Regions from separate parts of the Mus musculus genome. Here regions 1, 2, 3 and 5 are each linked to region 4. Evidence: chromatin loops called from intact Hi-C (ENCODE). Cell type or tissue: left cerebral cortex. All regions are shown on one strand. Region 1 has its middle 51 kb from the start of Gm30056. Region 2 overlaps Pik3c2g (phosphatidylinositol-4-phosphate 3-kinase catalytic subunit type 2 gamma). Region 3 has its middle 15 kb from the start of Gm38917. Region 4 holds the start of Plekha5 (pleckstrin homology domain containing, family A member 5). Region 5 overlaps Gm38917 (a long non-coding RNA gene).

What was found. Peaks named below come from ENCODE experiments on the same cell type or tissue, not always from the same donor. Only the 100,000 strongest peaks of a DNase experiment are listed, where the experiment ranks them.
Region 1: a loop joins it to region 4, with 9 times the contacts of the local background. A loop is called at or near these places in 3 of 42 quality-filtered maps.
Region 2: a loop joins it to region 4, with 5 times the contacts of the local background. A loop is called at or near these places in 8 of 42 quality-filtered maps.
Region 3: it touches region 4 in a loop (2.2-fold over the local background); 3 of 42 quality-filtered maps call a loop at or near these places.
Region 5: it touches region 4 in a loop (2.4-fold over the local background); 3 of 42 quality-filtered maps call a loop at or near these places.

What each region holds. Positions count from the first base shown.
Region 1 is chr6:140,149,999-140,154,998 of GRCm38, reverse strand. No RefSeq gene overlaps it. Among named protein-coding and RNA genes, the nearest start is that of Gm30056, 51 kb to the right of the region's middle. In left cerebral cortex, no CTCF peak of the experiment used is centred here; DNase peaks (open chromatin) are centred at 1,765, 2,090 and 2,322.
Region 2 is chr6:139,872,628-139,877,627 of GRCm38, reverse strand. It overlaps Pik3c2g (phosphatidylinositol-4-phosphate 3-kinase catalytic subunit type 2 gamma), which reads right to left. Exons shown (of 34, transcript NM_207683.3): 26 at 2,169-2,325. Among named protein-coding and RNA genes, the nearest start is that of Plcz1, 170 kb to the left of the region's middle. In left cerebral cortex, a CTCF peak has its summit at 2,990 (motif pointing left); DNase peaks (open chromatin) are centred at 2,696 and 2,989.
Region 3 is chr6:140,298,220-140,303,219 of GRCm38, reverse strand. No RefSeq gene overlaps it. Among named protein-coding and RNA genes, the nearest start is that of Gm38917, 15 kb to the right of the region's middle. In left cerebral cortex, no CTCF peak of the experiment used is centred here; a DNase peak (open chromatin) is centred at 2,598.
Region 4 is chr6:140,422,961-140,427,960 of GRCm38, reverse strand. Plekha5 (pleckstrin homology domain containing, family A member 5) reads right to left here and starts at 3,862. Exons shown (of 31, transcript NM_144920.3): 1 at 3,705-3,862; 2 at 3,505-3,584; 3 at 1,406-1,463. The coding sequence starts at 3,796. In left cerebral cortex, CTCF peaks have their summits at 108, 308, 2,934 and 3,518; DNase peaks (open chromatin) are centred at 3,162, 3,823, 4,117, 4,759 and 3 more places; H3K4me3 peaks cover 3,206 bases; H3K27ac peaks cover 2,227 bases.
Region 5 is chr6:140,280,231-140,285,230 of GRCm38, reverse strand. Gm38917 (a long non-coding RNA gene) reads left to right here. Exons shown (of 3, transcript XR_869559.1): 2 at 1-24. Among named protein-coding and RNA genes, the nearest start is that of Gm38917, 3.0 kb to the left of the region's middle. In left cerebral cortex, no CTCF peak of the experiment used is centred here; no DNase peak of the experiment used is centred here.

The sequences.
Region 1 (5,000 bases), 270 kb after region 4:
GAAGGGAGAAGAATAGAAGGAGAAGGAAGAGGAGGAGGAGGAGCAGTAATTAAGGGAAACTTAGAAAGACAAATGCCATATATGGATGCTCTACGTGGACGCTTGCCTTTAATGTCTGCATATGTGTATTTGTATGGGTGACTGCAGCTATAGTATAGGCAGCTTATAGTCAACATAATCTCCTATGGCCCTGCCCAGAGGAGAGGTCTGTTTTGACTCAAGGTTTTAGAGGCGTCTGTCAATCAAGGGGAATGTGATGTGATGTGTGTGTGTGTGTGTGTGTGTGTGTGTGTCTCCCAGGTGAGTCTAGATTCTGTGAGCCTGACACGGACATGAACAGTCGCAATGCTTCTCTATATATTTTCTAATTAATGCCTCTAAGATGAGTACGCAGCATCAGAGGATACTAACTTTTGATTTAAATTCTCAAAACAGCAATCCAAATGTTCTTCCTATCCCAGACAAATGAACAAATTATAGTTGTTGTCACTGTGACAAAATGTGTGACAGAAATTACCTAAAGGAGCAAGAGTCTGTTTTGACTCAAGGTTTTGGAGGCGTCTGTCAATCAAGGGGAATGTGATGTGTGTGGGGGTGGGGTGGGGTGGGGTGGGGTGTGGGGTGTGGATAGAGCAGAAGGGTTCACACTGTGTCAACCAGGAAGCAGAGGAAAGGGAGATGAGAAGGGGTCAGGGACAAGATACTCCTATAGGTTCACCCCTATCCTTAATCACATATGGCTTTTAGCTAAGTATTACTTCTAAAGTTTGTATCACCTCTCAAAATGATGCCACCATCGGCAACTAGGCTTACAACATATAAACCTACAGGGAACATTTCATATTCAAATCATATCCATAGGACAATACAAGTATTATATGTGCGTTTTGTAGAGATCTTCATAAGCAGCAATAGGTCTTTATGACTATCAATTGAAGCAGGGTAAATCCACAAGTATTATTCTTATTCAATTTGACATTTAAGTACAAAAAATAAATTCTTCATTCTTGTAAAAAAAAATAATCCAAGATCACAGAAAATATAACCAAACTTCTATGTAGTTATAAAACTGATATTTATACAGAATTTTTTTTGTTTCACCTGTAGAGTAGAAGATTCTGTATTTTGAAGTAACAGCCTTAAGCTTAACATGGAGTTAAGTTAACATGGAGTAGACCATTACAATCTACCTCTAAATCTCAGAGACTGGGTGCTGCAGGCTTGGTCTTTGTTAGGTTTTTATTAAATATCTGCTACGGCTGGGCTGTGGTGCAGCTCAGAGGCAGAGCATGAACCACACCCTGCATCTGATCCTGGCATCTCACACACACAAACAAATCCAAAGGACAACACAACCCAAGACACACTCGTGGCAATAAGTAGCCAGAGGTCGAGAGGGAAAGTGTGTCTCCGGTGAGTTACTCCTATACTCAGGGCACTTTATAGTGATATCTACAGTGTAAGTAGACATGGATGGTCTTTAGAGCCCCATTTGAATGTAATGAGGACCATGGAATCACTTAAGAAAGATTTCTAAGCCACCAGGGATCTGGTGCTGGGAACAGCGTGTGCTAGACTTCACTCCTTCATTTCAAACAGACTATCAAAACCAACATTGCTTCATAACCAAGGTAGCTTTAATAAATATTGATGAGCCTAAGAATGGCCACCACACATTTAGTGTCTACCCTCATATTCTCCAGGAAATGTTAAACTCCGAGACATTCTGCTTCCCCCGCAGCCGGCCTCTCCGAAGTTCACTGGGTGAGGGGGATTTCATTGAGCTGCTTTTAAGACCAGAATTTTCAGAACTCCAGATGGAGAGCTTTTAAATCCTACATCTCCTTTTTGGAGCCCCCAGCTTCTGAAACGCTGTCGTTTCTCTCCTTTGTTTTTCAATCGCTTTGACAGCTTGGACCAGGATGGTGGAGATTTTTTTAAAAAAAGATTTCTCTAATTCACAGATAGTTGAGCTATGTCTGAAGCAGCTGGAGGAAGACACTGCGCATGTCTGAAACTATGACGCCCAGGAAGGCTCCAGGCTTGGAATGGCAGAGTAGGCAGCTGATGATGGCTGCCTTTTGCAGTTTCTGTCATCAAAGGAGGAAGTATGGTGTTACTGAAGGATGCTGCTGGCCATTGAAAACAGGATGCTGATGAATCTGCCTACTTTGTTAAGCAAGCTCTGATTTTTCTGTCAAAGCACCTAGCTGCCTCCAGAATTTGCTAAGAGACTGTCTCTCCCAAGTAAGAATTGCAAATGGAACCAGAAACATTTGCAAAGTGAAACTAGGAGTTAGTGTGGGTTGGTTTTAAAAAATACAGGAACACTGAGTGAATCTCCAATTTGGCGTCAGACAAAGAAATGAGGACTGAATCATTACCACAGTAACCTGGGCCTGGAAAGCGTCCAGAGTGACTTGAGTACATTACGTTTTCTTTATAGGCCTTCTCTGCAGCCTACGTTGTTACAGCCTGATATAATGTTTCCTTTTGGAAGAGAGTCAGATGCGTCTTTCTGATTTGTCCTCAGATTGCCTTTCAAGTTGTCTTAAAAAGCCAAAGACCCTTTTCAATACATTCAGGCAAATGAATCGTTTATAAGATTTTATACTGCTAATAAAATCTCATTGACTCGTTTTTTTCCCCTCTGGATTGAATTCGAGTCCCCTCAGCCTCTCCCTGCAAGGAGCTCGGTTTCCATTGAAGGTCTATAGAAACATTTCACAGCCCATCACCTGCCAGCCAAGTGTCTGCAGGGAACTACCGGAGCAGATAGTCCCTGGTATGGACTGTGCTTGATGGTGAACAAAAAACCGGATTCATCTACAAAAAGAATTTTTAAAAAAGATGTGGCATTTTGGTGGAAGATTCATTTACAATTATGAGCCATTAAAGGGCTTAATAATTATTACTGTTATTAGTAATAATGCCGAGTGACCACTCACTACAACCCAGCGACCTAGAAAAGTCATGTCAGCCTTTTATCTAATTAGTACTTTTAAGCTTTTATCTGTTACACAAATTGATGTGATTTTATCATCTTTTTGGGTTTTGGGGCATATTAGGTGACAACTGAAACATCAGAAATTCTGAGAAGGATTAAAGTTGCAGAGCTTCTTTTGAATAACAAAAGTTATTCTTTGTAATCAGCGTTGAATCTCCTTAATAAAAAGTTTTTAAAGGCTGAGGTTTTAATAATAATAATGATAGCAATGGAAGTTCCTATGTAACTAAGGCTTCACTTGCATCAGGAACAAGGAGGTCATTTGCACTTAATTTCAGATCCATCTTAATAATTACTAGCTCTGGGTGTAGAAGTACCCCCCACCCCCTTTTACAAAGAGAAATTGAGGCTTAGTAAATTTAATGTTCACAGAAATGGTTGCTCAGTAGGAAAATATGGTACCTTAGACCAGGACTAATGACAAACCCACCCTTAGAACATATTGCTGATTTGTGTGGCCATGTCTCTGTGTGAGTGAGTGTGTGTGTGTGTGTGTGTGTGTGTGTGTGTGTGTGAGAGAGAGAGAGAGAGAGAGAGAGAGAGAGAGTGGGTGTGAAAGAGAGAGTGTGTGTGTGAGAGAGTGTGTGTGTGTGTGAGAGAGAGAGTGTGTGTGTGTGTGAGTGCGTGTGTGAGTGTGTAGTATGCCCACATTGTATGAAACAAATGAGAGCGCTTCACAGTGAGAACATCAGAACCCAGAGTATTGAACCTGATAATAGTTTATGACCTTGCAAAGACTGAGGTCAGCCTAGAATCGCTGGTCTCTTGATTGGTTTGGGAGAACAGTTTCCAGACTCTAGCAACAAGCCCCTTCCCTCCTTTCCCCTGTGGCTGAGTAATTGGGAGGGTAGCCCTTCCCATCTTACCCCTCTCTCTGCTGTGTTTATATGTGTGATTTTTGTCAACAGAAAGCACGTGCGGATTGGTACTATATGTCACACCCTGGTATTTAGAGCTTCTCAGGACATAGCTTTGTCGTAAAGGACTTTGGGCAAACCTGGCTGTTGGTAATTTTCCACCATAGCTTCTGGTTTAGGGGGTGCTGCAGCTAGACGAGCAAGATTTGGATGTGTGTGGTGCAGGGTGGGCTAAGCAGAGTTGGGAGGACAGTCAGACATTAGAGTGTTTTCAGTTTACCTGTATTTGACCTACCCTGGCTTGAGGCACTTTTGAAAATGAACCATCAAATTATATGTACCTATAGCATGTACTGTTCAATGGATGATGAATAAGAAATTGTATTAACAAATACTGTGCCATTTGCATAACTGGAAAAGACCCTGCCCTCCCCCATCCCCCACCTCCCCACACTCATTCCCTGTACACTGACCCCCCATACCTCTATTCCCCACACATCCACCCCACACAGACCTATTTCCCACACTCCCATGCCACACATAACCCTCCATACCCACATACCCCACCCCTGTTCCCCATACACCCACACACCCACCCCCACAGATAAAAATGCATCTTAAAAAGGAAGACCACTGCTTTAGTTCATAAATACAATGATTTTTTTTTTTTTTACACATCATCCTGCTGGTTGAAAGTTGAAAAAAGAGACTGTCATCCTTGTGATGGGTCAGTTACTTCATGGCCTTGAACGAATACAGGTCAGACAAGCAGTAAACGCCTGCTTTATTTATGCCCTAAGCTTAACTTGGGTTGAAATTATGTGTCTGGATAATTCAAGTCAAAAAATTAAAATCAAATTTATATGCAGGAAGATGTATATGAATGATTGATAGATATCAGAAGAAGATCCATTTTTCAGAGTTACATGTGAATTTATAATCTAAATTCATACACATATAAATATATTTGAAAAATTATTAACCCAAATGATATCTATCTATCTATCTATCTATCTATCTATCTATCTATCTATCTATCGTCTGTCAGTCTTTCTATCATGTTTGCCTGTCTACCATCTGTCTATCTGTGTCTATCTATTTATCATTTGTCAGTTTATCTATCTTCTATTTGTCTA
Region 2 (5,000 bases), 550 kb after region 4:
AGTACAGTATGATTTTCACTTACAAATGCTGGGATCCTCAGTTACTTATATGCACAAATTTTATCATCACTCTTCAACTTAAAATTTTAAGTCTCTAGGTTTTATATTTTATCCTCTCATTAATAGTTCCTAGCACATAGTAGGCTCTTGAGAGCTCATGGACTCATGAGTAAGATCTTGGGAGAGTCCAACTAGATCATGCCAGAGTTTGACAGTACATGAGAATTGATAGTGCCTAGAAATTCATTATATAAATAAAGTCATTTTCCTTGATTTAGTGCTTGTAGAGTTAGTTTTCTCTGTGTCATAGAATTAGCTTGTTATGAGCTGTAAGCCATCCCATAAAAGCAATAGAGAAAAAGAGAATTGGGAACTAGAACAAAGATCTATAAAGAAAAATTCCTGGCTACAGTTGGAGATCCTGATGCCTGGGGATGTTACTCAGTAGGAGAGATGCAGGCTCAATTCCTATCACAGAATAAAAAAAAAATACTGAACCAAACCAAACCAAAAGAACACAAAAAATCCCCCTGAATTATGAAGTAATTAGTAAAATTGAGAAATTGACCCTTCAGTTTTAATGAATACTAATTTGAATTTTACATGTGAGTGCGTGATCTTGTAATGGTCAGTTCATTTTTTAATTGATTGCTTTGATTGGTTGGTTGATTGATTTTTGAGTCAAGATTTCATGTAGTCCAGGCTGGCTTTAAACTTGCTTTGTAACCAAAGATGACCTTGTACTTCTGACCCTCCTGCCTCTTTCTCCCAGGTTCTGCATTTTGGAATTACAAGTGTGTAGCACCACAGCCAATTGTCTTCAGTGCTGGGCCAGCACTTTACCAACTGAAATATATTCCTAACCTGACAGTATTTAAAGTAAATTAACAATTATCTTATATTATCACATTAATTAACTGAACTCTACTATATGGCAGATACTATCATAAATCCTTTATGTTAATTATCAGCTAGAGTTATGAAAATTAATCTATTAATATCTTAGCATAATGCCTGGTCCATATGATGCATTTATTATCAGGCAATTTATCCATCAATTCCATAAGGTAAAAGTTATTATCCTCATTTTAAATGGAAACAGTACATAGGTTAAGTATAAATTTAACCTTTAAATGCTAAGCCTGCATTCAAAATTAGGGAGATCCAACCACCAAATTTGTCTCCTCAACATCTACTAGCAGAATTGAAGTTTCTAAGCCAGCCATTTTTTACTCCAAAAAACACAGATAGATAAACTAGTGGTATGCTACTCTCCTGTGGATGGATGTAATTGTTACAATGGATGTATGCACTTAAAGAAATCATTATATCATTTTCCAAAAGATATTTCTATTGGCCACTTCTTTCCTTTTACCACATGACTATTTCTCATCTCTTTGCTATGGACATTGGGAGAAAACACTGAATCCTTCCGGACCCAAAGCTCAGCAGAACCAATGCATGACACTCAACGCATCAATCTACAGTCTGCTCACTAACTCATCAGTGACATGTTTAGACTTATTTCGTTGTGAGGTAAATGTGCATGTGTGTGTATGTGGTTTTGTGCCTATTTGCATGCAGGTCCCTGTGGAGTACAGACAAGTGCATCATATCCCTGGAGCTGAAGTTAAAGGCAGTTGTTGGACTTGTGAGCTGCCGGGTGTGAGGGCTGGGAACTGAACTCGGGTGCTGTGCAAGAGAAGTTTATGCTTTTAAACCGCTGAGCCATCTCTCCAACTCCAGAGTTTGTATTCTTGACCCTGAATTTCTTAATATGAATGAATAGCGCTCAAGTGTTCAAAGGCAGATATTGAGACAAAAGAGCCAGGATGAATCTGCCTCATCTATGTTATGAAGTTTACTTCATATGTAAGTCAAATGGGGACAATACAGCCAAAGAAGTTAGTTTAAAAATGACTTTTTTTTTCTGAGCCCTAATCCACTCTGCATGGGGATCCCCTCTGAATGCACTAGTAACTCTGTGTTTGGTGACTTCCAAGATGAAAACTATGAACTAACTGTAAGTTGCCAAGAAACATGTTTGCTTGCTCACTCCTTTCTGCGTTAAAAACTGTTTTAAAATGGAGGTGGGGGAACTCCAAACCATTAGAAGTAGACAGCTGGATGAGACACCATGGAAGCTTTCTACTCTCCAAGGGACTTACCATCTCTAGAAGGCTCAGGATCAACTGGCTGTGTTTCCTGACGATGTTGTAAGCTCTGCAGCAAAGCTCCACGAAGTCTTGAAAATGCTGTGTGTTTTTTCCACCCTCAGTAATAAAGTACTCCATCTCTGAAGTAAAAATGAAAGGGGCTCTGTCCCTATAAATAAAAAGATAGCAACAACCATGAGGAGGTCACATGGTTTGGAGGGTTAATGCAGAAAGTCACTGCAACTTATTTCCACTGGAGTTTGTTTGTTTGTTTTTGTTTTGTTTTTTGGTAGTCTAGTGTGGGTTATTGCAGCAGATCAGTGGAAAAACTTAGTAATTGAAGACTTTGAATAACTGGTCTGGGGAGGAGAAAGGGTAAGTTGTGCTACAATGTTCCTCTACACTCTGTCAAATGTTTAATTCCCAACTACGTTTGGACACAGTGTATCTACTAAAAGAAGATAGGCTCCAATGAACAGTACAGTAAGAGTTCTGCCAAGTCCTCACTGGCAGTATATTTACTGACACACTGGGAGGTGATAAAACAGAACTTGAGTTCTTAAAAAATAGCCTTAAAAGCTCTTTTCTTTCCCTCTGAAGGGTGACTCCTTAGGAAGAGAATTTGGATAAAAGTTAAGATATTTTAATGCCAATCTCTTTCAGAAGATAATTTGTGAAACAACAGCAACAGATGTAACCAATTCCCTGTCATATGTGTAGTGAACAGGGAGTTTTAGAAAGTAGCTATAATTCATTTCACATATGACTCAGTGAAAAAAATGCTGAGCACACCAGGACAGTGCTAACCTTGTTTTCTCATAAGTCACACTGCCCCCTGGAGTCCCAAGGATGGAAAAGCAGGTTCCATCTCCAAAATTATTAGACATGCTAATCCTGAGATGAAGCCTTAGCCACTCAAGGAGAAGCGAAGCAGGTAGGGGGAGGGGCAGGCACATCTCTATCTGATGAGGTTTCAGCATATAGATCAGTGAGGGCGATTTTGCACCAACCTGACCTAGATTCTTCTAGCAGCATCTAGATTTGGACACAGTTTGTGGTTAAAATAGAATGACATGTTTTAAATTTGACAGCCTGGGTTCACATAAGGTTATATCAAATCACAACTGGAGAAATTGAGAGGTAGTTCAGGGAGCCTTTAGAATAGAATAGTGTTCCTTGCTGGTACAAGGCTTTGCTGTTTTAATAAAAACATTGTCAAGCTAGAATTCCCACTGATATGACTTAACTAGACCTTTCTGAAGTATGGGACTCAAATGGAAAAGCCATGCAAGCACACTTGAAGAAGTAGATTCTAGCTACCAGCCAAGCAGTTTCTAAAACAGTGTTTGGGTGTGGTTGTTTTAAAATGTTAATTTAAAGCTGGGCACTGTGGTTCACACCAGCAAATCCCAGCATATCAGTGGCTACACAGACTATGAGTTTGAGACCAGCCTAGACTACATGTTGACTTCCAGGTAAGCCTGGTCTCAGAGGTGGGGTCCTGTCCCAAAGTGAAATAATAAAATTTATATGTTACAATACATGCTTATTATCAAAAGTGGTCAGAATAACAAAAAGCATTCCCTTGGCTTTGATTTCTTTGCACAGTAACGTATTCAATAAACTCTGTTGCGTTCCACACCAAGCAGAAGCTCTCGGGCGCCAGCTCCGATGCCTCAAACTTTGATCACTGGTTTTGCTATTGGCCTTGCTGGGTTTCCCACTCATCCCGTGATACACTTTGTGGGCTATGCTTCAGCAAGGCTGGGAGAAGAGATGTTGGAAACACGAGATAAAAGCACAGGGTCTAATCTTGAACGCGCTGTGACTTCATTTTCTCATGTTTAAAATGTGTGCCAGACACTCAGCTGCTAGACTTCATGAGAGAGCCAGCTTGGAAAAGCTGCCCGAGTCAGGCCCACAGAGCGCATTGTGCACTTCAGGGGGTTCTGTGGCTTGGGGAGGCTCAAAGCACAGAGCCTGGGCCAGAGGCCCCGCGATTCAGATTTCAAGTCTGGGTTTTGTGTATCACTAGATCTTGCCCTTGGTGAGAGACTTACCAGCTCCATTCTGAAATTTCATTCTTTATCAAATGGGCTGGAAACGGTTGCTCATTGATATTGCTGAGAGGATCTCATAGCTTAGAGGACAGGAAAGTACTTACTACATGGCAAGCACTGGATACATTTTAGATGTCATTGTTGTGTATTACCGTGAGTCTTCAAACGGCCACGAGTGTTCGCCGAGCTGAGCCTTCTCACAACTAAGGCGCCTTCTGTCTTCTCACTCAAAAATGGCATCAATTTCTACTTTTTAAGTTAGCATTTATTTTAATCCTGGCCTTCATCACCATAAACTGCTTGGGTGTGTGGGTCTTTACATGGGCCTTTTATTTCATTATATATTTGTTAGATCATGTACGGTTGCGGTTTTCACTATTGCTAATTGTGGTCCTTTGAAGAATAATTGTGGCCCCGTAGGCTCACGGTTTAAGTATGTGGTCCCCAGTTTGTGACGCTGTTTGGAGAACCTTTAGGAAGTGGAGCCCGGGTGGATGGAGGGAATACAGTTCTGGGCTTGGGCCTTGAGAGATCAACGCACCACCCCACGTTTTACTCTCTCTGTCTCTGCTTCGAGTGTATATAGATGTGATCAGTCAGCTTCCTGCTCTGTGAGCCCGTCACACCTTTCGGGAATAAAGGATTCTATCCCTCCGGAGCCATAGCAAACCCTTATTATTTCTTTAAGTTTCTCTTGGTCCTGTATTTTATTACAGTAAAAGAAAAGAACCTTAGACCCCAAATTTTAGGAAAGTTTTAGAAATATCTTAGACTTCTATAATCA
Region 3 (5,000 bases), 120 kb after region 4:
ATAGATGTCACGTCCCTAATCAGAACTCCTGAGAAAAGGCATGGTCGGTCATCTTTGCTTTACTTATTTACTTACGGGAGACAGCTATCATATCATCTTTATATGTTCAAGGATGACTCTGAATTCCTTGATCTATTCTGGGACCATACCCCTGTGCCACCATGCTTTGATAGCCCCCTACTTACGGCAGGCTAAGATTCTGACAGTAACAAACACGACCCAAGTTTAATGATCTCAAAGCATAAAGAGCTTGCTTCTTGGGGTGGTGTTCCCCATGCAAGTGAAAAAGGAGGCTTACTCCTTGTGGTGTCCTAGTGACATGGGGACGATGGATTTATGCTGCCCTGCATCTTCCCAATGGCCCTAGTAGCAGGAAGAGAAGGTGTGAGTGATGTGCTGTCCTTTAAACCTTTAGCAAGTCTCCAGGATGCTCCTGTCTCAGATCAGTGCTGGAATTAGAGCATCAAACTCACAACCTCATGCTTGGGTAGTGAGCGTCTTACTGACGTGATGGAGCCATCTTCCTAGACCCTGTCTTCATTTTAAACTAATCATCTCTGTGGCCTTTTCCTTCATGAACTCACTCTATACCTATTGTACATGTGGACCTTGCCTCTGAGGGCAACCTGATTTCCCAGGTCAAGGTTGGAAGCTATTGTGACACCTCCCCTCCCCTCCCTTCCCCTCCCCTCCCTTCCTCTCCCCTCCCTCCTTCCCCCCTCCCTCTTTTCCTCCCCCCCCCCCTTTTTATTTGCTTCTATCAGGAGTGCCAGCGTCATCATTTTCAGCCATGGTGGGCCACATTTGGATCTATCCCGGGACAGCAATTGGGCCACAAATTGACATGCCCCTGTCCCAGTTTTTGAAAATGTTCTCCTATAGGAGCTCTGGCATTTCGGTTTTCTCTTCGTGTGTCCTAAGCCTTGTCCCCTCTAGCCTGGCAGTGACAGATCGCACCTTTACTTCCCTGTCTCAGGTCGTGGCCTCTTTCTGTCTGCCTTTGTGCATTGTCTTCAGAATGGCCTTTTCAGGACCCGGACCTCTATGTTTCACGTCTCTCTTTGACGCAGTCATGTTCTGCTCGTTCTCAGGCTACGCACTCCTAAGCTTCTTACCTCCTACTTCTTCTCTTGCCTCTTTGTTGGTTTTCATTACTATTAACTAGGTAGAGCTAGTATAGAGAGAATATATACCTCATGGGGGCCCCAAAATGCGTATATCTGAATCAGTTTACCTCTGTGTTTTTTTGTTTTGTTTTGTTGTGTTTTTCGAGACAGGGTTTCTCTGTGTAGCCCTGGCTGTCCTGCAACTCACTTTGTAGACCAGGCTGGCCTTGAACTCAGAAATCCGCCTGCCTCTGCCTCCCAATTGCTGGGATTAAAGGCGTGCGCCACCACCCCCAGCCTAGCTCTGTGGTTTGTCTGCCATTTCTTACGTGGAATGCTTCCCGAATAATTCATGTCTTTCTTAATTGCTCTCTCAGAGTTTTTTCTTCTCAGGGAAACTTAATGGACAGCAGTGCCAATGTTACCTTTAACCTTCCCAGTAGCACCTGGGTTTATGTTATTATTCTTAATATGAGCCAATCATTGTCCTAAGTGGTCCATATGAATTATTTAAAACAGTTCTCTTCCCAGAACAGCTAAGTACATAGTATTAGTCATACTTCTTAGATAAAGGTTCAGGGAGATTAAAACCTATGGAATCTTCTAGAGCTCCTCCTGAGAGTGATTAGGGTTAAAAAAAGAAAAGAAAATGACTGTCTTAGTTCACTTTGTTCTGCTATGACAGAATACCTGAGCTGGTGTGATTTATAAAGAACAGGGGTCTGTTGTGGCTCCAGAGGCCGGAACCTCAAGATCAAGGGAGGTTGTGTGTGTGTGGAGGGTCTTCTTGCTGGGTCATCCATCCCAGGGTGGAAAGTGTTATATGTTAGGAGAAGGCTTGTCTTTGGATCAGAGGCATCTTCACTTCTCTACTTGCCAGTGATATGAGTAGTCTTTCCAAAAGCTCTTTGGTAGGCATTCGCCCCCCCCTTTTAAAATTAAATTTAATTACTTAGTAATCTTTCGTTTAAAGTTTTTGCATTAGAGTTCACAGGATCAGATCTCATTATGACATTTTTGAACAAAATACTTTTCAGTAGATTCCCCTTCCCTCTTCTCTCCCCCTGCTTTCTTTCTTTGACACAATGTCTTTATATGTACTCTAGATGGCCTTGAACTGGGAGATTCTCCTGCCTGGGCATCCCAAATGCTGGGATTACAGGCATGGACCATCGTACGGAGCTGGCATCCTGCCTCCCTCTCTCCCAGCCTCCCTCCCTCATCCATCATCCCCTCCCCCATTTCTCTTTCTCTCTCTCTCTCTCTCTCTCTCTCTCTCTCTCTCTCTCTCTCTCTCTTTCTCTCTCTGTGATTAACTTATTTAACTTATTCTTTACCCACCCCACTCCCATCCCTAGAAATTAAAGCCTGCACTAAAGAGAAAGCTGTGTTCTGCCTCTGATATGGCCAGGACACCAGGTCAAGAGGGCGCCCGGGAGCCTGGCCAAGTCCCAGGGGAGGGTGTGCAGGCCATGCAGCCCTCGCATGTTGAGAGTTGGCTCTCTGCCTTCCGCACCCAGACTGTTTCCACAGAGGCAGAACCAGGAGCATCTGCCTGAGAGGGCAGGCCAGCTCTGGGCTTAACATTTTCTTTTAAGAATTCTTTATTTAAATATTTGGTCCATTAAAAAAAAAGCTCGTTGACTTCATTTTGTGCTGGAAACATTCTTTCTGTATTCTGAGTGTAAAGCTCTGTAAGCATTGGTACCAATCTGTACCTTGCTTTTCTCCCCTTCACAATATCTTTCAAGTAGCAAAAGGATGGCTTTTGTTGTTGCTGAAATCTGATTTATGTGTCTCTTTTCTTTCCTAGGGGTGCGTCTCTCTGGGTCTTGCCTAAGAAATCTTCCCCTTTCTCATGCCGTGAAAGGATTTTCAGGAAATTTTACCTCAAGAAATACGTTGGTTTCATTGAAGTTTTCTGACTTGGGTCAGAATTTTGCTCATTGTTTTATGTCTGTTATGGCCAAGCATTTGAGGCTAGCTTCGACTGAATGAGACTGCATTTCAAACAACAACAACAACAACAAAGAGCTTTTGGCGGTCACAGGTTTTGGGGCTCAAGCTGAGGTGGTCAGGCTTGGGGGAATCATATCTTTTCCCTGGTGAAGCTGAGCCTTTTGCCTGTCTTGTAGTGATTACTTTTAATTGCCAACTGACAATCTAGAAGCAGCTGGGGAAAGAGTCCCGGTGAGGGATTGTCTAGAGCAGGGTGGCCTGTGGGCGTGTCTGTGGGACATTATCTTCATCATATTAACTGCAGTGGGAAGCCCCGCTCACTGTGAGTTGACAGGATCCAGACTTGTGTGACAGCAGGGAAGTGGGACCGAGTACCGCTGGGCAGACATTCACTGTTCTCTGTTCCTGGTTATGGAAGTGATGAGGCTATTTCCTCAGAGCTCCTAATTCTGATCTCCCACAATGATGGACAATAATCTAGAGGTGCGAGCTAAATAAACGATTTCTCCACTTGGTTGCTTTTACCAGGGAATTTTTATCAGATCAATAGAAACTTCAGACAGGCCTAACTTACCCTGATCATCTTTATCCAAGCCTGGACTTTTTATCATTGCTGCATTGGTAGGAAATTTTATATATATATATATTGTATATAGGTTTTTTGTGGGCTAAGGTACTTGGTATTTAAGGTATGTTTATTGACTAGATATGGTGTGTAGATATCTCTATAAATGTAACATAAACCCAGCATTGCATCATCGTATTACATTTTAATAAGAATTTGGATGCCCATCAACTCAAAAGTCTTTGAGGAGTCCTCAGGCCAAAGATTGCATCTGATCGAGGTCTATCCTTAATGGCAGGTTCTGTTTTTGTTCCAAGGAGATCAGGAGAAATGCTTGTACAGCTGTAGTTTTTGAAAGATGTTTGAATGCCTGCAGGATTGAATTCAGCAAGTTCCTGAGTTGTAAAGCATTTTTAATGCTCACATATTAATAAAAATTTGCATGCATTTCCATATTTGGCCAGAAACTTGCTCTCATTATCAAAATACCTGTTAGTAAAACTATAGGTAGCTAGCCAGGTGTGGTGGTGCACACCTTTAATCCCAGCACTCTGGAGACAAAGGCAGGCAGATTTCTGAGTTCGAGGTCAGCCTGGTCTACAAAGTGAGTTCCAGGATAGCCAGGACTACACAGAGAAACCCTGTCTCCAAAAACCAAAAACCAAAACCCAAAAACAAACAAACAAAAAACAAAACCAAAAAACTATGGGTAGCGATGGCATCTACTAGGTAATTTTGGAGATTATAGACACTTTCTATCAAAATGATGTGGGCAACAAAAGACAGGGTCCCTGAGACGGAAGGAGGAATGAGATGTGAGATCAGAAATCAGTTCACACATTGAGCTGCTGAAAAAATCGAGTGGGTACATACAGGCAGTCACCGCCAAACCTGAGGATCCCGGGGCCCACATAGTAGAAAGAGAGACTCAATTCCCAAATCACACACGCGCACACGCACACGCACACACACGCTGGAAAAGTTAACTTTGAGTCAAAATTTGCAAACTATGCCTGTTCCAAACATCTTCACATTTCATTGGTGTTGATTACACATGGGGCCACAAGGGTCTATAGCTTCATTTTTCTAGTTCCCTGCGTCCCTGCTGGAACTCCCAGCCGTTCTTGACACGTGCTCATGAGTATTCAGTGCTTTTCCATTTAAGCCCTCTCTTTGGGAACCGACAGCTGATGGCTGTTGGCTGGCGTTCTCTCCAAGAAAAACCCTTCTTACGATGTCCACAAGGCTGCAAAATCTCCCAAGAACTGGCCAGAGCAGACTCCTTTCCATTTTCACTGTGACGGGTGGAGCCATGCTGGGCTGTGTGCAGAAACAATGGCTGCCCTTTAGTCAACTTTACCTGGAACACT
Region 4 (5,000 bases):
AGGAACACAGTGAAACTGTCTCACAAAGACTAAAACATCCTGCCTTCATTTATAACATCAGCATTATGTCTTTGTGGCAACACAAGCTCATTTCAATTCAGAACGAAAACAATTGCTAGGAAAATACTTGATGGTTTTCTTTCACTGGAATCCCCCCCCCTTTTTTTTAGGTCATCTAAGAATATATGGCTTGATCGTCAGACAAAACCCTTAGTCAAGATGAATAGCTAATCCAGAAGGACCACACTCATGAAGATGCTCAAACCTTACGTCTCACTTCTGCTTTTCCTGCTGTGGCATTCAAAAGGAACTGCACCTATAAATATACCTTGGCATTTTACATAAAGCATCTTTCTACAGAAACTAAAAAGCCATTCAAGTAAGTATAATTTAATGAAAATATGCTGTGATCTTTAAAAACACCACTTGGTAAAAATAAATTGACTGGGCCTAATGTGTCTTTAAACTTCGAATTTGTGACCACTAATAAACTATTAAACTTGTTACCAAATCCTGTTCTTAAGTATTCTCTTTCAAGACTCGGTCACTTAAAATTAGCCAAAAATGTTTATATAAGAACAAAAGCAAAGCTCTTTTACACATAGTTTTTAACTTGAAACAAAGACAAGCCAACTTATTTTCCCAGGGTAGCATGACCTCTTCCCTGGGCAATGCTCCCCTCTAGCACGAGCACCCTTCTGGGGAGTACTACTAACTCTAAGGTGAATGACAACCAACTCTGGAGCACACAGAACTGGTTTTCACAGATTAGTCAGCCATCTTTGCTCTCAAGCTCTCTTCAAAGCCTCACCCAAGCAAGTATTAGTAAGACACAATGTCGGGATATTTTAAAGACTCTAAGGCAGAGTAACAAGCAAGCGCCATCACAGGTGTGTGGTGTCCTGAGTTTCCTGGGTTCCACTTTTCCTCTGACCCTGCCCGCTTTCCATCAGGCCTGCGACTTATTAACAACTCAGGCTGCCACCTGCCATCTAAGCTGGACTCACTCTGAAGGAGGAATAGTCACATAGTACTGATATTTTGTGTGTGTGTATACAGGAGTTCTCTTACCACAGATAATCAAAAGACAAAACTTGTAAGTACTGCAGAGCTAAAGTCAGAAGACTTTACAATATCCCACCAAAGAAACATACTGAAACATCAAGCAAACTAATATGGCGAAAAGTGACCTAATTTGCAATGTGTGGATCCATGAATACCCAGGCAAATAACAAGATAATGAATGAGGCTACCCTCTCCCTCAAAATTTCATAACCATATAAAGGATACAATTAACACTGTACAACACACTTTAAGATAGAATTGTGTATAGACTCAGAAGTATCCAACTTCAGGTTCATTACAACATTTGAATTACCAAGGGAAGCAATCAAAATTCACTCACTTTATATAGTATCTTGCACCTTCGAACGTATATGCTTCTTCCCAGCCAGTGGGCAAATCTAAAAAACATATGTTACAATTAGTATTACTTCAGTGAGACTGCAAAATAAGCTTAAACCCATCTTATCTGTCTTCACCATGTTCATTTAAGTATGTGTCGATCCAAAGTCTTGGCTGGCAAGATCATTAGTCAATCAATATAACATTATTTGGAATTTGGAAGATGACAATTCAAATTTAAAGCCACCAGGAAAGTTCCAGCAATATTTGAGATGACCTAACATAATTATTCCCTTTAACAGTGGTCAGGGTGGGAAAGGATCAGCTGTGATATCCCAAAGGCAAAGTCTTCGAGCCCTGGTAAAACACCCATCACTGACTGCACAAACCCCAAATGGGCAGCATTTTGCCTTTTTAGGTATATCTTGTTTATTCAAAACCCTATTTTTCAATTCGAATCCATTTAGGTTTCTTCTACCATGAAAGGAACGCAAGCCTTCAATTAGTGGAAAACTGACTGAATCCTTACACACGAGTTTCAACACACTTGACCTGAAGAGAGGTGGGGTTTCAAGTGAGCGACTGCATCTTTATGTGCCACTTATGTGCCACAGGCCACTTATGTGCCACTTATGATGACAAGAGCTTTGGATTTAATCACAGCATCTCCAGAATGAAAAGGCACACATGTGTGCACAGAACGGGAGCCCAAGCAAAGTAAATCAAACAAGAATAAATAAATAGATAAATGCGAAATCACATCATAGAATAAAATATTTCCGGCATGTGACTGCTATTTTTTAATCTGTGAGGGTAATTCGAAGACATTCGTGTCATACGTAATCAAAATAGGCCTGAGATAATGCCATAAAACATTTGGGCTAAATTCTTTTAACCCTATATTGTCTTCCATGAAATAAACGTGCCCATATCCACAAGGGTAACGAGGCTATCAAAGTTGCAAATGCGTACAGTAAACAGGCTGAAGCTAAAGAGTGCAGAGAGTTAGGAAACATGACGGTTTATTAGTCAGAAATGCCCTAAAAATGTAACCTCATCATGCCTGCTACAGCAGCCTTCCCTTTCCTCCTCCACACTTGTGCAAATTTGGACACATTATTAGTCACTTCACTGAACTCCAGCGTTTAGCAGAAAAGGCAGGTTTGTTCACCCTTCTGGCAACTTTAATAGGAGATCCTCAGAACCTCGGAGCTGGCGAGAAAAGTACCCAGAGGGAGAGACAGAACTGGGCCTCACCTTCGACCCAACTGTTCTCAAGCCTTTGCAGTCACCCGGAATAGAGGCGGGCCAGTATGAGAACTCACGTTACGTTTCAGGCAAACAAGTTGGGTGAATGTAAACAAAGAATGACAAAAGAAAGCCAGACCAGCACTGAAACCACCACAAGCCCTCCTCCAGCTCAACTCATGCTAAACATTCAAGAAAGCTATCAAAGCAACCCGAGATGCATTTCCTCGTGGAACTGGGGCCCGAAGGCCCCCCACGCGGGACCGCCCTGGCTCGCCCACCGCCTGCTGGTGGTACGTGGAGCTTGGCTGCGGCTACCGGGGACTTTTGAGCCGGGATCACTGGCTGCGGCGCCCGCTCCAGCGTCCTAACTCCAGCGGCTACTCGGGTAGCAGGAGGGGACTCACCGGTGTTTGGATCACATGGTGGGGGGGCACCGCAGCACCCCTAACTCTTCCATCAGTCACCTACCCACAGTCCCACTTAGGAGAAGTAGGAGGTGGTGGAGGAGGAAGCTGCTTGGCAGAAAGCAGTTCTCTGGGGAGCAGGGCGAGGATGCGGGACCGTCTCACCGCAGGGGTGCTGGGATGCGGGGAGCAAAGGGGAGCGGGTGAGGACTTCCTAAAGGGTGCTGGAGGCGGAGACGGGGGCGATCCGGGGTAGAGGGGCGTCGCCCATCCTCGGGGGGCGTCCGGGAAAGGATGGGGACCAGGGCGCCAGGAAGAGGGCGCCGTCTCCAAGCGCTGATGAAAAGGCGGAGAAGAATAGGCGCCCCGGGACTCAGTCGCGCGGAGCCCGGAGCCCCTCCAACCCCGCCAGGTGGCCCGGAGCCGCAGCCCCGGCCGGCCCTACCTGTGCTCTGCCGCCGGTGCCCGGTGACCACGGCCTCGCCGGTGACCGGGTGTAGCCAGGTGGTGCTCTTGGCCTCCTCGCTGCAGGGAAGAGAAGGGACAGGCGCTGAGCGGCGCGAGGGGCGACCCACGGGGGCCCCCGGCCCGCTCGCTCCCACCGCTCCCCCCAGCCGCCCGGCGGCGCCTCCCCCGCCCGCTCACTTGATGAAGAAGACGCGGCCGCCCCTAGTGATCCCGTACGTCCAGGAGCGCGGCAGCGAGCAGATCCACTCCAGGTTCAGGTCGGCCGCCATGTCTGCTCCCCGGCCGCCGCCGCCGCCGCCTTGTGCTGCCGCCGCCGCTGAGGAAGGAGGGCGCGAGCGAGCGAGCGAGCGAGCGAGCGAAAGGAGCGCAGGGCGCGCGGCCCGGCCCGAGCGCGCCCCCGCGGCCGCCCTACCCCCTCGGGCGGCGCCCTCCCCGCCGCCCCGGCTGAGTCCGGCCTGCGTCGCCGCCCCTCGGCATCCTCCGCGGCCGGCCGCCGGCCCGCGCTGCGCTCGCTCGCTCGCTCGCTCGGAGGCTGGGCGAAGCGGCGCCGCGCCCCCGCCAAAGCCCTCCCCCGTGCCCCGCCCGCGCCGCGCGAAGGTTCCGGGGTCGGGTCCCGCCGGCGCCCGCCCGGAGGGCTGGGCTCCGAACCTGTGAGGTTTTGAATCAGCTACTGCCTGCCTAGCCCGGGGCTTCTCTGGGAGACGCCGGGCGTTGAAATGGAAAACTGCTTTTGGGAAAGGCTTTTCTGGTGTGTGGCGTGCCAAATAAAGGAGGGTCCGCGAGTGAGCTCGGACCACTGAAATGGGACTGATTCAGACTTAAGGTCTTTTTGTTACTGGTGGTTTTTTTTTTTTCCTTTCTAAGCTTCTGAGCCATATAATAGTTTAGAAAATAAAAACTTGCCTTTTCCTTTCTTAAAAAAGATGCACTTGATTATCAACGTGAATTTCTAGGCTCCCAATCTCTCTCATTTATTACAAGGGCAACTTAACTTTACGGAGTCCTTGGGGTGGTGGACATTTAAATCCCTTCGAACTATGATTGTCTCCGTTTCACTGAGAGGGGCAAAGAAACGTAAAGGAACAAAGGTGATTGTGCCCAGGGTTATGGTGAAAAATGGCAAAGTCTGAATTCAAATCGCCTATAGATTTCCAAGAGTCTACTCGAATGAATACGTTGCTGTATAGTATTTTTAATGCCTTGGCACCCCCGGCCCCCTTGTCCTTTGAACAAAGGAAGGGTTCACTGCTAGTAAGACCTCCCTTGCACCAGTAAAGAGCGCTATGCTTGCTCCTTACTGCCCCTGGTCCTTCATCATCACTCTTGGAATTGTCTCCATGGCTTTGCAGCAAATGACTCATCCCAGAGGAAACACAGTTCAATAATAACAGTACAACTTGGCATTCTCGAAGCACCTTTTTTTTTTTTTTCCCTGACCAGTTTGGATGCTTCTGAGGCATTCTCTCATTCATC
Region 5 (5,000 bases), 140 kb after region 4:
ACATCTCCTGTCATCCGTGCTACGGTAGGCTTCATTTAAAATTCAAATCACTGCTTCATTTAAAAATTTATAATAACCATTTTTAAAGATTAAATGAGTTTTTTTTTACTTAATAGTCAAGTTTTGTATTATTTAGTTTGATCTATATTTTGAGTTTTTTTTTCTCTTTCCCCTCTAACTTTCTGACTAAATCTCACTTTCCCCCTTAAAATCATTTTTGATCACATCAGCTAAAATGTGAGTTCTGTCTTTTTTTTTTTTTTTTTTTTTTTTTGGTATGTAATAGCTTGAATGTGAAACGTCCCCGTAGGTCTGTGTTTGAATATTTGGTTCCCAGTTGCTGGTGATGTTCGAGCGCAGTGGCTCTCACCTTCCTAACGTTGTGACTCTCTAATACAGTCCTTCATGATCTGATGATTCCCAATCGTAAAATTAGGTTGAGTTGCTGCTTAATAACTGTAATCTTGCTACTGCTGAGTTAAAAGGTAGGTATCCGTGTTTCTCTTGGTTCTAGGCAACCCCGTGAAAGGGTCATTTGACTCTCAGAGGGCTCTCAGCTCAGGTTGAGGGCCACTGTTTTAGAAGACTGTGAAACTTCCACGAGGTGGAGAGAGCCTCACTTGGGGAAGTAAGTTTCTGGGTCAGGTCTTATCTTATAATTTACCCCCTTTTCCTATCTATTGCCTGCTTCCTAACTATGGCAGCAAGGTGAGCACTACCCCATGCTCCTATGGCTCTGTGTTCCCACCCACCCTGATGGTCTCTAATCCCCTCACACTGTAGCCAACATAGCCACCCCATCAGGTATTTGGTCACAGCAAGGAGAAAAGTTTGTAATATGGTCTGTTTTCTCAATCCCATAAAGCTTATCATGGCGTATCGCGCACCTACTAATTACCCCTACTTCTATTATAGCTTCTTTTTGACATGCCTCAACCTTAATTGTAGGTTCTATTCCTTCGCCAGAGATCAGCTCCTGAAATCCAATGCCGGGCTGTAAATGGCCTTCCTTACCTTGGTTTTCTTGCTGTCCGTCATTATCTTAGAACCTTGCTCGGCACTCTGTACATGTGAGATATTTATCTTGGAATAAGTCACTCACTAATCCCCCCCCCCCAATTCCCTTCTCTCAAGGAAGTAGTGGTGGCGTTTCCTGAGTCACCTACACCCCTCTTAGCATCCCACGAGCTGACTGGTGTGCTTTCTATGCGGCCGGCTGGGTTTAGAAGTTTAACGTGCATCTTCAGGATGGTGGTTTTGTCTAAATGAAGTTAATGGGCCCATGTGGGGGTTAAATAGATACCTTTGCCTTCATTAACGCCTTGCTCTTATCTGTTGAGCTTTGCCTGGGTGCACACACGTCTTCTTAAAGAGCCTCAAGCTTCTATGGGAAGTGAAAACTTGTTGCTCGTTAAACTTGGACGTTGAAAGCTGGACTTCTCTAGAAACTATTGTCCTTTCACAGAAGAGCCTGGGATGGTCACAGGGACAGATCTTGACTTACTTCTAAAATCAGACAATAAGAGCTCACAGAGAGGACCAGCTACCTGGCAGATGTTTTAAATAGAGTCTGGAAAACTCCACGGTGCATTCAATAAAAGATTCAGACAAATAAATGAACCAACAAAGAAACCCAAACTCTACGATGAACAGCCATGGTGCTCTATATTGTATATAAGTCTAGCAATTGAGAGGCTGAGGCGGGAGGACTACCATGAATTTGATGGAGGCCAGCTGGACTCTATAGTGAGTCCCAGCCTTTTTGGTCTTCAGAATGAGAGACTTTGTCTCAAAACCAAACCAAACAACCAAATAAGCTAGATACAGTGGTGTATATCTGTAATCCCATACTTGGAATTTTTAAAATAATAATGGCCAATTTTTCTGTCATGTTGATGCTTTTGATGCAGTTCTCCCCGAATGTGGGGCTCTGAGGGCAGCAAGACTACATCTGAGGGCCCTTTTTAACAAGTCTGAGAGGTTTGTGAAGGGAAACAATGGGGAAATATTCATTAACTCTAAGCCCTGAGGGGAAAGGTCAAGGCAGGTTATTCAGGGAGCAGTGTCTAAAAGGGCGCATGCAATCTTTTAATGGAATGAGAATAGTGGCAGAAAGTATTTTTAGAACAAAGGGTGAAGTTTTGGGGGTTAAACACAATTGCATCCAGAAGATGAATATCTTTTTTCTCTGTTTCTATCGGAAAAGTTACACTTAAAATATTGATTATCGTTATTTTTAATTTATGTTTATCCATAGGCATGAGTGTATGACACACTACAGTGCCTGTTGAGGCCAGGAGAGGGTGTCAGGTTCTCCGAGCTGCAGTTACAGGAGGTTGTGAGCCAGCCCTTTGGGTGCTGGGAACAAGACTCTGGCTTCTGACTGAGCAGCAAGTGCTTGTAACAGCCAAGATGTCGCGCCAGCTCCTCCTTGTTCTTCATACTGACTGGATTAGACAGTTTGATAACCGCACCATCTCAAATAACTTCTTTACATATTTGTCCTAATCAGAAGAGCTGAAGGTGCCCTGAAATTCCCCATAGCGCTTCAAATAAAATGGTACAATACTTTCAAAGGGGAAACAGAAACAGATAGTTAATTGATTTTTTTTTTTAAATAGCGTTTGCTGGGTTAAGTGCCTAGAAGAAAATTCTTAGGAAGAAAGCTCAAACTTCAAACTGCATCTATCTGATCCAGACCGCAGCAGACCTGACATCCCTCCTGGCAGCATCCATCCATCCGGTCCAGAACTGGGAATACCAAACACACAGCTGTGCGCGAGAACGGATGTGTTGACATCAGCTTTCAGTTTTTGTGCGATTCTGACAAGAGCTTTCTTCTTTTGTGACTGCCCCAACTGTTCCTCCCAGGCAGAAGGCAAGCAGCACTCCAAATTCACAGCAGTGTCCCCAGTTAGGGGACCTTGGAGCCATCCACATCGTGGGCACTTCAATGCTCTTTCAAAAGAATCAAGCAAGCCTAGCTTTCACAGTGGGCCTGACACTCGATGGCCACAAAACAGGAAGCTTTTCCTCTGAGCTATGCTATTTGCCGACTGATTTTATTTTTAAATCCACCCAGCGGACCGTCCTGTAAAGATGAAGCAGAAGGCTTTGTACCCCCAAATGAATCTTGCCACTTAATGAACGCATTTGCAAACTAATAATCTACTGGGCAGTCAGGCACCGTGAACCTAACTTAATTTCACTGGACTATAAATAGTCTGGTCAAGGGGCGGGGTCATGCCGAGGGCTTTCTAAATGCAGTGCCTTTAAAGCTGGCAGATGTTTTGAAGTCTTACTCTCTAATGTCTAATGTAATTATGAGTTAATTGGGACTAAAATGAAATTCGGCCAAAGGAGGATGATATTCGAAGGCCCTGCCTGTCTTGGAACAGTATTTCTTAGTGGAAATACAAAGGCTTTTTGTCTTTTTAGTTTTCCTAGAATTCGCTTCTGAGTGGCGGGGTAGCGCGCCTCGTATACCTGTATTCCACCGAGGCACGTTAATTCTGAAGTAATGAGTGCAAATGAATGGGCTTATTGCCTGATTCCAGTTGTTTAATGCAGTCAAGGGTGGATTGTTCTGTGACTTTAAGGCTGGTTTATCACTGAGTTGCAAGCCTGTGGGCTCTTTTGGCCTTGAAAGTAAAACCAAGTAAAATGTGCAGGTAAAATACATTAGGGAGTAATTTGCTTCCTTTCATAAGTGAGGAGAGCTTCCAGTGGCTCCTGCTCCACCCCATTCTCACTTGATCCCTGCCCTCACATCGCTCCACCCCTCCCCGCCCCTCCCCCACTCCCACTGCACCCTCCCTCCCTCCCCACCCTCACCTCACCCCCATTAGCACACAGGTCTCACACATCCCAACCTGGCCTAGAATTTGACACATAGCCTAAGGACTGGCCTTGAACTCCCAATCTTTCTTCCTCCACCGCCCCAGAACTGGGATTCCAGGTGTGTACCAACACACCCAGTTAATGGGAACAGAGCCAAGGGCCTCCGGATGCTGGGCCAGCCCTCTCCCTCCGGAGCTGCAACCCAGCTCTGGCTTTGTCCACAGCAGCTTTGAGAAGCTGGGAGTTTAGATTAAAGCCTGATGAAGGAGTTGTTTACCCGATGAAAAGTGTCTGGAGTTCTCCGGAGTGTGGCATCCACATAAGCTGCTCTTATAACTAGAGCCACGGCCCAGCCACTGTCTAACTGTCATTACAACATCCTGGAAGAAGCGGGGCCAGGTGTGGTTGATGATTTACCATTTTTCTGGACAAACACTGAGCCCACATTGCACTTTGTCCTGGGAACTATGACTGGCAGATTTGCTACATTGTAACCAATTTCTCTTTGAATTAAGGAAGCTGCTTTTGCTGTTTCATGGACTTCAGAATCTCCTCTCCTATATGGATAGCTGGCAAATCTTTTAAGCCAGGGCTTGTGTCTGGCTAGATTTTATTTCCGTGGAAAAGAACATGTGTACCTGATGAATATTTGGTTACAAGAGAAGCAAGATAATTGGAGTCTGATTATCAGCTCTTGAATTGATTGTTATTATTTTATGTGCATGGGGTGTTTGTATGCATGAAAATCTGTGCATGCTATGTGTACCTGATATCTGGAGACCACTAGAGAGCACTAGAGCCTCTGAACTTGAGTTAGGAACAGTTGTGAGCCACCATGTGGATGCTGGAAATTGAACCTGGGTCCTCTGGAAGAACAGCTAGAGTTCTTAACTGCTGAGCCATCTCTCCAGCCTCATTTTATTTTTAAGATTTCATTATGATTATTTTAAAATTATGTGTCTATGCGTGTGTCTGTGGATAGGGGTGTGTGCACCTGAGTAGAGGTGCCCTTGCAGTCCAGAAGAGGGTATCTGAGCCCCTGGAGCTGGAGTTGTAGGTGACTGTGAGCCACTGGGTCTGGTTAGTGAGAAATGAATTTGGGTCCTCTGGAAGAGTAGTATTCACTCTTAACTGCTGAGCCATTCCATCAGCTCCACCCA